Linked DNA regions of Homo sapiens: all the other regions are linked to region 1. Evidence: chromatin contacts called from ENCODE Hi-C or POLR2A ChIA-PET data. All regions are on one chromosome and are shown on one strand. The core of a region is the stretch at or near the end of the contact, and the rest is flanking DNA. Distances in the headings are between cores, read along the strand shown.

What was found. A loop is a pair of places that touch in the nucleus more often than their neighbours do. ChIA-PET counts read pairs that join two places held with the same protein, here RNA polymerase II (POLR2A). Pooled maps may share reads with other maps.
Region 2: a loop to region 1 is called in a pooled map, with 3 times the contacts of the local background. The contact joins two enhancer-like sites. A Hi-C loop is called at or near these places in 2 of 50 pooled maps. POLR2A ChIA-PET finds 5 or more read pairs at or near these places in 3 of 52 experiments (CD4-positive, alpha-beta T cell, H1 and PC-9).
Region 3: a map of transverse colon shows a loop between it and region 1 (3-fold over the local background). The contact joins the promoter of STRIP2 here to the enhancer-like site in region 1. A Hi-C loop is called at or near these places in 1 of 168 maps with a recorded cell type or tissue (transverse colon) and 5 of 50 pooled maps. POLR2A ChIA-PET finds 5 or more read pairs at or near these places in 2 of 52 experiments (H1 and WTC11).

Annotation. Positions count from the first base shown.
Region 1 is chr7:129,167,913-129,170,952 of GRCh38, reverse strand. TSPAN33 (tetraspanin 33) reads right to left here. Exons shown (of 8, transcript NM_178562.5): 8 at 1,254-3,040. Among named protein-coding and RNA genes, the nearest start is that of SMO, 19 kb to the left of the region's middle. RefSeq lists enhancers at 188-1,057, 1,127-1,176 and a silencer at 1,547-1,766. Within about 2 kb of position 1,637, at least 13 of the 41 ENCODE cell types and tissues checked have a DNase peak (open chromatin) inside an H3K27ac peak, as active enhancers do.
Region 2 is chr7:128,840,722-128,843,761 of GRCh38, reverse strand. FLNC (filamin C) reads right to left here. Exons shown (of 48, transcript NM_001458.5): 11 at 2,792-2,928; 12 at 2,399-2,592; 13 at 2,195-2,308; 14 at 1,388-1,531; 15 at 1,064-1,187; 16 at 808-968; 17 at 443-533; 18 at 185-354. Among named protein-coding and RNA genes, the nearest start is that of FLNC, 12 kb to the right of the region's middle. RefSeq lists an enhancer at 819-1,323 and a silencer at 1,500-1,549. Within about 2 kb of position 1,346, at least 3 of the 41 ENCODE cell types and tissues checked have a DNase peak (open chromatin) inside an H3K27ac peak, as active enhancers do.
Region 3 is chr7:129,432,820-129,435,859 of GRCh38, reverse strand. It overlaps STRIP2 (striatin interacting protein 2), which reads right to left and starts at 1,428. Exons shown (of 21, transcript NM_020704.3): 1 at 1,259-1,428. The coding sequence starts at 1,387. RefSeq lists a silencer at 1,069-1,548.

The DNA.
Region 1 (3,040 bases), core at 388-2,887:
CCTTCAGGCCTTTCTCTCCACCTCTGTGTACCAAGCCTGATTTCTGCTGTCCCCAAGAATCTCCTTTCATTCAACCACCTTTGCGGCCTACATTTGATTAGCTATTCTAAAGTAGTGGTGTCAGAAGCATTTGAACCAGAGCAACTCCATCTTCAATAGGCGCTGGGTAAAATAAGGCTGAGACCTACTGGGCTGCATTCCCAGCAGATTAAGGCATTCTAAGTCACAGGATGAGATAGGAGGTCGGCACAAGATACAGGTCAGAAATACCTTGCTGATAAAACAGATTGCGGTAAAGAAGCCGGCCAAAACCCACCACAACCAAAATGTTGACGAGAGTGACCTCTGGTCGTCCTCACTGCTACGCTCCCATCAGCACCACGACAGTTTACAAATGCCATGGCAACGTCAGGAAGTTACCTTACATGGTCTAAAAAGGTGAGGCATGAATAATCCACCCCTTGTTTAGCATATCATCAAGAAATAACCCTAACAATGGGCAACCAGCAGCCCTTGGGGCTGCTCTGTCTATGGAGTAGCCATTCTTTATTCCTTTACTTTTCTAATAAACTTGCTTTCACTTTATGGACTTGCCCTGAATTCTTTCTTGTGTCAGATCCAAGAACCCTCTCTTGGGAAGGACTCCCGGTAACAGTGTGTGTCTGGTAACAGTGTGTGTTTGGGAGGAGGGTTACTAGAAATAGGTAGAAATTCAAGGAGCAAACATGAAATATAAAACTTCGCGTATTTTCTTCCCCAGCATCAGGCCGAAGAGAAAGAAAGCTACAGACTGAGAATCAGAGACATTGGCAATTTGCAATCTAGCTAGGAACCCTGAACTGCACTATACTGAACATTTGCTCTGTGCGTTATAAAGTCTGGGGCATGGGCAGAAGTTCCCAGCCTTTTAGTCCAGACCCAGGAGGCTAGATACTGAGAGACAGTAGAGGCGATGGTGAAAGTGTAGTTCTTAGTTTTGAAAATCCAGATTTGAATAATCATTCTGAGGATCACGGTTCCTGGTCTTACTTCCTCCAAGGGGCCCCAAACGGAGCCCGCTGCAGGGTGAGCTCCTCAAAGCCGCTGAACCCAGAGGGCGCATCACTCCAACCTCTAACCCAAGACATCGACTTCTGGGTCCGTGTCACTTAAATAAGTTTATAAAGTGCACGTCTCTGGCACTAACCAAGAAAGGCAAGTTAGCAAGAAAGCGCGCTTTTTAACTGTCCTCTCCCAGAATAAAAGGCCCTTACTTTTTATTCTAGATTCTGGATAATTTTATTTTTTCTTTCCGTCTGTTACTAGTTGGGAGCTAAACACTGGCCAGGGTCCCAGCGGCTGCTGGAAAGGCGCCTTCCTAGGAGCAGAAGGCTCGCTTAGGAGACACTGGGGGCAGGGAGCGAACTCGCGGCTCTTTGTCCCCGCAGCAGTTCGGTCGAGGCTATTTCCCGCCAGGCCGAGCCCCTGGTCTGAGCGCCCGATAGCGGGGTGCGGCGAGGAGACTCCGGGAACACTCGCTGGGCAAGCAGCTAGCACAGCCCCCCATCTCCTCCGGGTTGGGGGACGCAGGCGCGGGCCTAGGCCGCCGCGGGGGCGGGGACCACCCACGAAGTCCAGCGCCCCGCCCCGGACGCGCCCGCCCCGCCTGCCTCGCGCGCTCCTCCCGGCGCCAGGAGGCCCAGCGCACCGCGCCGAGCTTCCTCGGAGTCCTCCCTACAGCCGACTCAGGGAGAAGGTCCTGGAGGGCCCGGGTAGGGGAAGAGAGGGCCTTCTTCCTCCTCATTCCCCGTCCCGGCCCCAGCGGAGTGCTCATGTCCCTCCTCCCCATCCCCCTCCTGTTTTGGGTGACAAATTAATTTTAATTAGAAAAACACAGATCAGGTTTTGGAACAAAATTATGCTGTTCCTAGATTGGAACTGGGACTCTTTCGACCTAATTTAGAGCAGAGGGCGAGGCTGTGGGAGGGTGGCAATGCATCGGTTGAAGGAGACGCGCGTGTGGCGGGCAGCAAGGGGGAGGTGTGTGGCGTTTAGGAGAGTCTCCAGTGCCGTCCTCTGCAGGGCCCTTCTACACCTCCCCTTCCAGTTGCCAGAATGGAAAATTCATGGAGTCCCGCGTAGCCCAGGTCAACACGCTTTTATTGCCACTTCTGGCTCCCCTCGTCCCAGCAAGATTCCTACCTCTTACCCTGTAGGAATACTGAGCTCCGATGCAGGGGAATGGGGTGGGGGTGTTACCACTTCTCCTCTGCACACTGCCAAGTTAAAGAAAACCCTGCTTGCTGGAGAGGGAGGGCCAGACAGGGAGGAATTCAAGGGCATGTATGGCTCAGTCCCACTTCTGACTGCAGAGTATAGGGACCAGGGTTCCAAACTTTTTTTCGAAGTAAGGGAGGTGGGGAAGAATTTGGCTGCTGTTGTACCCCGTGTCCTAGCTGCCATGTTTCCATGGAAATGAAGGCGGGGCAGGATGTAGCTCACTCTGACTACCTGGGAGGATGGCAGGACAGGCATTTGGTAAACATATCTCCCTCCACTCCTACCTAGCACATACGGCTGTCCCCAGCCGACCCCCAGGCTCTCTCCTCACTGCCTGCTCCACTCCCTTCCCTTCTGGAGCTGGTATCATGCCAAGTGGAGTCCAGGCAGGGCTGCCAGTGCTACTCTCCACAGCCAGGTCTCACTGGCACGTTAGGATCTAAGTATGTCCGCCAAGCTCAGGAGCATCCCTGCTAGAGCTGGTGGTGGCAGTGCCTCGGTGAAAAGGCAGCAGCAGTACCCCCAACTCTCTGTGCAACTGCTGTTTCCCAAACAAAACTGAAAACATAAACCCAAACACTTAAGGGTATCACTCTGGCACAATGCTGAGGGCTGGGATGGGGGAGAGGAGGCGCATCCTCCTGAGACTGGAGCCACCTGTGCACCCTGCCTTCTGCCCATCTGGAGTTTGCTTCTTCCCACTGGGCTGTCACTGGGGGGCTGGAATCCAAATCTCCATTTGGTGCTGCTTTCAGCACCCACTGCTGTTCGTTTATGAGGC
Region 2 (3,040 bases), core at 97-2,596, 330 kb after region 1:
AAGGCAAGGTCCTACAACATCCTGGTGGTGAATATGGGCTCTGAAGCTCAGATCCACCATGAGAGTGAGGGCAGGAGGCAGGAAAGGCGTGGAGGATCCAGAACTGGTCCCATGGGACTGGAGGAGGGAGACCCAGGGCTCTGGCGGGCCGGCCGGGCGGTAGCATGGGAGGGGCAGAGCGCACCTGCTGGACAGCGGTGTACTTGACAGTGTAGGAGTAGTCATGGTTGTCTATGATCTCAAAGTCCCGCACAACCTCGCCCTTGGCTGTCCCTGCAAACTGCACATCCAGCTTGGCCTTGCCGGCTCCCTTGGTCAGCACCGTGAAGTGGGTGGGCTTCCCGACTTCCACACCTGAGGACCCACCCAGAGATGTGGTGAGGGCCTGGCAGCCACCTAACCCCAACCTCGAGCCAGTCCCAGCCCCTGCCCAGACACTCACCTGTGCGATTCAGCCCAGGGCCCTCGGCCTTGACTTTGCTGGCATCGTGGGATGGGTCCACCTTGATGTGGAAGGGGCTGGCGGGGATCTCCTGGATGTGGAGGAGGCTCAGTCAGGGCTCTCGAGGGGAACACACCCCTGCTCTCAGCTAGATGCTGGCTCAGGACACACCCAGGGGACCCAGCATGGACAGGGGCAGCCTCCAAAAGGGCCCCCTTTGCTTCCTCTGAGGCACCCTGCCTCACACAGGTAGGGCTCCACCATGTCTGCGGAATCATCCCTCCCTGTTCCCAGTGACAGCATCTCCAGCTGCCTTCTGGAGCTGGCAGGTGCATGTCGCTGTGAGTACCCAGGAGCTTAGGTACCTGGTTGGCAAACAGCACCATGATGGTGTAGCGGCCCGCCCCTGGTGGCGTGTACTTGACGGTGAAGGTGTCGTTGTCATTCTTGATGATGTCGAAGTCAATGTCAGCCTCTGCAGGGCCCACCACGCCTGGGGCGCACTTGATGCCGATGCTCACGTCGCCTGCAGAGAAGCGGGCACTGCTGTGAGTTGGGCTCAGCCCCCGACTCGACTCACCCCCGCCCCCTCCCAGACCCACCCCTTCCGGCTGGGCGCACCTTGCCCCGCCTCGCTGCAGTCCACCGTGAAGTAGGTGGGCTCATTGGCCTTGAGGCCTGTCTTCTCCACTCCGGGGCCGTACACCTTTACCCGCTCGGGGTGGCTGCCCTCGCCCACGTTCACCTGCGGGAGGGGTCGCAGCTCAGCGTGGTGCCCTCCCTCAAGGCTCATCCTCCTGCCCAGCGCACCCGGCCCAGCCTCAGTGGCACCAGCCCAAGCCTCAGTCCCAGCCTGAGCCCAGGGACAACAGGGACTCCAGCGAGGGTTCCGCCCTCCCTCAGGGACCCCTGGTGGTGGGCACGGGGCAGGCCGGGAGGACGCACCCGGAAGGGGCTCTTGGGCACGTTTACGCCTCCCCAGGAGATGATGATGGTGTGCTTAATGGGCTTGGTGGGCACGTAGGAGCAGCGGAAGGTGCCGTCGCCGTTGGGGATCACCTTGATGTCGATGGGACAGCCGTCGGCGTCCTGTGGGCATCACCCAAGCAAAGTTCATAGCTGTGGCCTCTGCAGAGCGCCCTCTGCTGGCCGCAGGTGAACCCAGCGCCTCCTTTCCCACCCCCAACACTGGCACTCCCGCCCCCACACCAGCCACTGAGGCCACCAGAGCCCAGGGCCACGTGCTCTGGCGGCCAGAGCCCACCCTGGGAGCCTGACTCAAGGCCATCTGTATGGCTTGCTCTCCCAGCCTAGGTTTCCTCAACTCTGAAATGTGTTGGACAGGAAGAGTGTGGGCTAAATTTATGTTCCTAAAACTGAATCATGAGCCTTTCAAAGAAGAATCACCCTCTTAGATCCTCAAGAATATGTTCATTAACCTCTAGGGGTCAATGGACACCAGTCTGAGAAACTGACTTGGGAAACCAGTGTCTTATTCAATGAAACAATCTTTCAATTACAAATTAGCACAAAAATGACTCTTTGGTAAAATACGTTTTTAGGTTATCATCGTTAAGAAAACACAAAATTTAAAATTTTCCATGGTACTGATGGGCCCATGAGTATCAGTCCTGCCTGATCTTCTGTGATGCTGTCATTTCCTGCTGGGAGGCCTCTGCCTCTGGCCTGGCCCTGCCTTCCAGGGTCCCTGCCATGGGTAGTAAGGGCAGCAGAGACTGGACAATGACCTACCTGGGCATAGAGCTTCAGGTCTCCCTTGCCAGCTGCACGAGCATCAATGGTGAACTCAGCGGGCTTGTCCACGATGCAGCCGGTAGGCTCCAGGCCAGGCCCAAAGGCCTTCACCTGTGCGGAGGGAAGAAGGCTGAGTTGGGGAGGGGAGGAGAACCAGCTTGCCCCACCCCCGGGGCAGGTGTGTGTGAGCTGGGACCACACCTTATCTGGGAAGCAGTCAGGTGGGGCGGGCAGGATGTGGGCAATGAAGGGTGAGTCTCGGATGTCCTCATCGTCACAGATGACGTGCACAGCGTACTCCCCAGGCTCCGTGGGCCAGTACCGCACATCGCAGGAGCCATCCCCCTTGTCGTCACATTCGATCTTGGCTTGTGAGGGCCCCTCGATGGAGAAGCCTGGGGCAAGGTGGGGGAGGGTCGGGGATCCAGCATCAGGCAAGACCCTTCCGTCCCCCAGCTCCCCTCTAGCTGCCCTCATGTCCTATCTCCCTGCTCACCCCAGCGCTCCCCAGCATGCGCACTGCACCCATTACCCACAGTGTCCCCTGCTGCCCTCCCCCGCAGCACTCCCTCCTCCTGCCCCCCAGCCACTTACCCAGTGTCCCCACCTCGGTGCCAATGGCTTCCACCACAAAATCGGCTGACTTGCCCACCTGGCCAGTCTCCAAACCAGGACCCCAGGCCCGGACCTTTTGCACTCCTGCCTCTGGGCTCACCTGTACCTCAAAGGGGCTGGGCAGAGAGGGAGCTGGTGTCCATGCCAGGAAGTGCCCCCCAAAGTCCCTCGCAGCCCAAACTCCATCTCCCCTCAAACTCCCTCGCAGCCCAGTGCCCCTCGTCCCTC
Region 3 (3,040 bases), core at 179-2,678, 270 kb before region 1:
TCAAATGGTAAGGCAAGGTCTGGGATGCCAAAAACCTGGTTTCTAGTACCAGCTCTGCCACTTGATGATGATGATGATGATGATGATAGCAATATACTAAGAGTTACTATGTACTGACTAATTACATGCATTGTGCCTGCACTGTGCCAAACATTTTATAGTCAATTATCTCATTTTGACTTTATCACAACCTTCTGAGGTAGGCAGTGTTAATCTCATCTTACAGATGAAGAAACTGGAGCTCAGAGAGGTTCCGTAATGTGCCGAAAATCACACAGGTAGTAAATGATAGGGCTAGGAGTCAAAACCTGGTCTGACTACTCCAAAGTCTGGTGTTCTTGACCACCAACTATGCCAGATGTCTGATCTTGGGCAAGTCACTCCTCTTTTTTTTAGGTCTGTAAAATGAAAGGGTTATACCAGATGATATCTGCAGACCCTGCCACATCTGATATTTTGTCGTCTATTCTGATCCCCGCTCAGATCCAACTGATGGGAACTGCCTCAATGAGGGGATAGGGAAGTGATAATAATTCAACGCTTTCATCTTCATAGATAGGGTTTCTTTTTTCAGGAGAGGAGGAAGAGATCGAAATATTCACACTCCTATCTGTATCCTGCGACTGCTCCCTCCAGATAGCCACTCCAGGACTGCCCCTGCCTGAATCCCGTCTCGCTCAGCCCTCACAGGCAGGGGCCTGATGTCCGCGGAAGGCGCTCCCGAAACGGCCTAAGACTTACGGGGGGAAGGGGACGGGCAGGGAACGGGCAGAAGTCCCTCGGCTGGCCCAGGGGCCCGCCGCAGGCAGCCTGGGAGGGGGACTGCGGTTGCCCCACTCGCCAATCCTGCTTTCCTGCGGCTGAGCTCCAGCCTCCCACCCCTCAAGCCAGTCACTTAACCTCTCCGCTCCTGTTCCCCCGTCTATAAACTGGGATCGGAATTTCTGCTTCAGGGGGCTGCAGCGATTAAGTGAGATAAATATTTGGAAAGTATCTGGTCCGCTCAATACCGCGCTCATCTTCGCGCAGCGGGGGAAAGCCAGAGGGCTAGAAAGCCCCCAACCCGCGGCAGGAGACGGGCGGACACTGGTCCGGGCCAAAGAGCCCAGAGTTCAGCCGCTAGGACCCCGCAGGCGCCCACTGCGCGGGGCTGATCGAGCGCGCCGAGGGCTCCGGGGCCGAGGCCGAATCACCTCAGCCGCCGCTTCCCGCCGGCGGGCGTCTCCGGGCCCCAGCCGAAGCTTTCCGGGCTCCTCACCTCTGACTCCCGCCGCTGGCTTCGGAACGCTTCGCGGCCCTTGGGCGCCGCCTGCTTCCCTTTGCCGCCGCCGTTGCCATTGCCATTTGCGGGCGGGCCCCCGGTCCCAGGCGCGGCGGGGTCCTCCATGCTGCTGGTCAGCGGCTCCCCTCAGGGTTCAGCTCGCTTTGCCGGAGGCGACCCTACCGCCGCGCGCCGGGAGCCAGGCCCCGCCCCCTCCACCTCTATTGGTTACGGCAGCTCGCCGCAACCCCGCCCCGCGAGGCGATTGGCTGCTCGACCGGCCGGAGCGGGACTCGAGGAGGTGGGGGCTCAATGAAGAGATTTTTGAGGGGATCTTTTTAGTCCTGCGGCATTGCTGGCGGACGGAGACTCCTAGGTTAGCTACAGGCTCCACACCTCGCGAAAGCTGGGCCTTGAGATCAGGCGGGTTATCTCTGTGCTCCTCACTCGGTGTCTCTCAGCTCTCACCCCCGTCCCTGTAGCGACCTTTTCCGGAGCTCTAGTCTCCGCCTACTGCTCCACAGCAGTCTCCGTTTCCCTGTTACCACCGACCCGGCCCCCCATATCCCGGCTCCTGCACACGTCCCATATCCCGCTTAGTCTCAGGGGAGGGATGGCACCGCCAGGTGGCCAGGGACATCGCCCGAAACGAGGGACTCGCTGTCTCTGGAAGCTGAGAATTCTCAGCGTTTTTCTGAAGAGAACGCATCTCGCCCGGAGCTAGGGCTTGGCTGGGAGACTGGAGGTCTAAGGGTGGGATGGGGGAGTTTTTCCATCACTGAAATTGGTGGTGCCCTCGAGGGCTGCTCCTGTCATCTGCCCTTCTCTGCTGTAGGGGGCCTCTTCCTCATGGTGTGTAAATGTTGAGGGTAGAGCAAGCCCCCACCCTCACCTGCTCGCCAGTCCTTTCTTTCCTTCCTCTCTCTTAGATGCTTCCTAAGGGCTCATTGTTACTGGGGGCAAAAGAGGCTGTTTGATCTGCCCTCTCCTGAATTTAAAAAGTAGCTTGTAGTAAATATTTAGACAGTCTGGCTTGGTAATAGAAGCCCCAAAGACGTAGGCTCAGGGGAACAGGTGGGACCAAATCGCTGTCCCCAGCCTGGTTGCTTTAGGAAGGGTCTGGGGGATTGTTGAACTGAGCTTGGTGCCAGGCACTGCAGTAAGCGCTTTCCAAATATCACATCATACCTCTCCCCGACAGGGTGTTTTTACGAATCCAATGTTACTGATGAAGAAACCGGCACTTGCAGATTCCTCCCTGCGGTTTCCAAGGTATCATATTCTATCTTGTCTCAGGGTCTTGCCTATGCTGTTCTCTGGAGGAGACTGTCTTCTGTTCTCCTGGTTGATTCCTTTTCTCTCATAAAGATTCTAGTTAGTTGTCACCTCCTCCTCCTCCACAAAGCTTTCCTTTTAGCCCTCAACTCATTCAGGTTGTGTTGGTGTCAAACCAGTTCTGCCTAGATCCAAAATCCTAACATTTTCCACGATATACCCAAAGCAAAGGGCCTAGAGGAATTACTCCACCTTCCCATACCTTAGGGACAACCCTGTCCCTTTCTTAACATCTCTCTCTCTCTCTCACTTTTCCCTTTGCCAGTTCATAGGCGACAGAACAAGGCAAGTTTGAGAGCACTCTTTGGAGCTTTTTGGGTTTTCTCACCCTGGTCCAATATCTCCTTACTGTACCTTCACATCTTCCTTTTCCTCTTCCAGTCCCACTCCTCTCCCCACCCACATATAGGCTCCTAGCGAGTAAGACCAAATTTAGCTCATTTT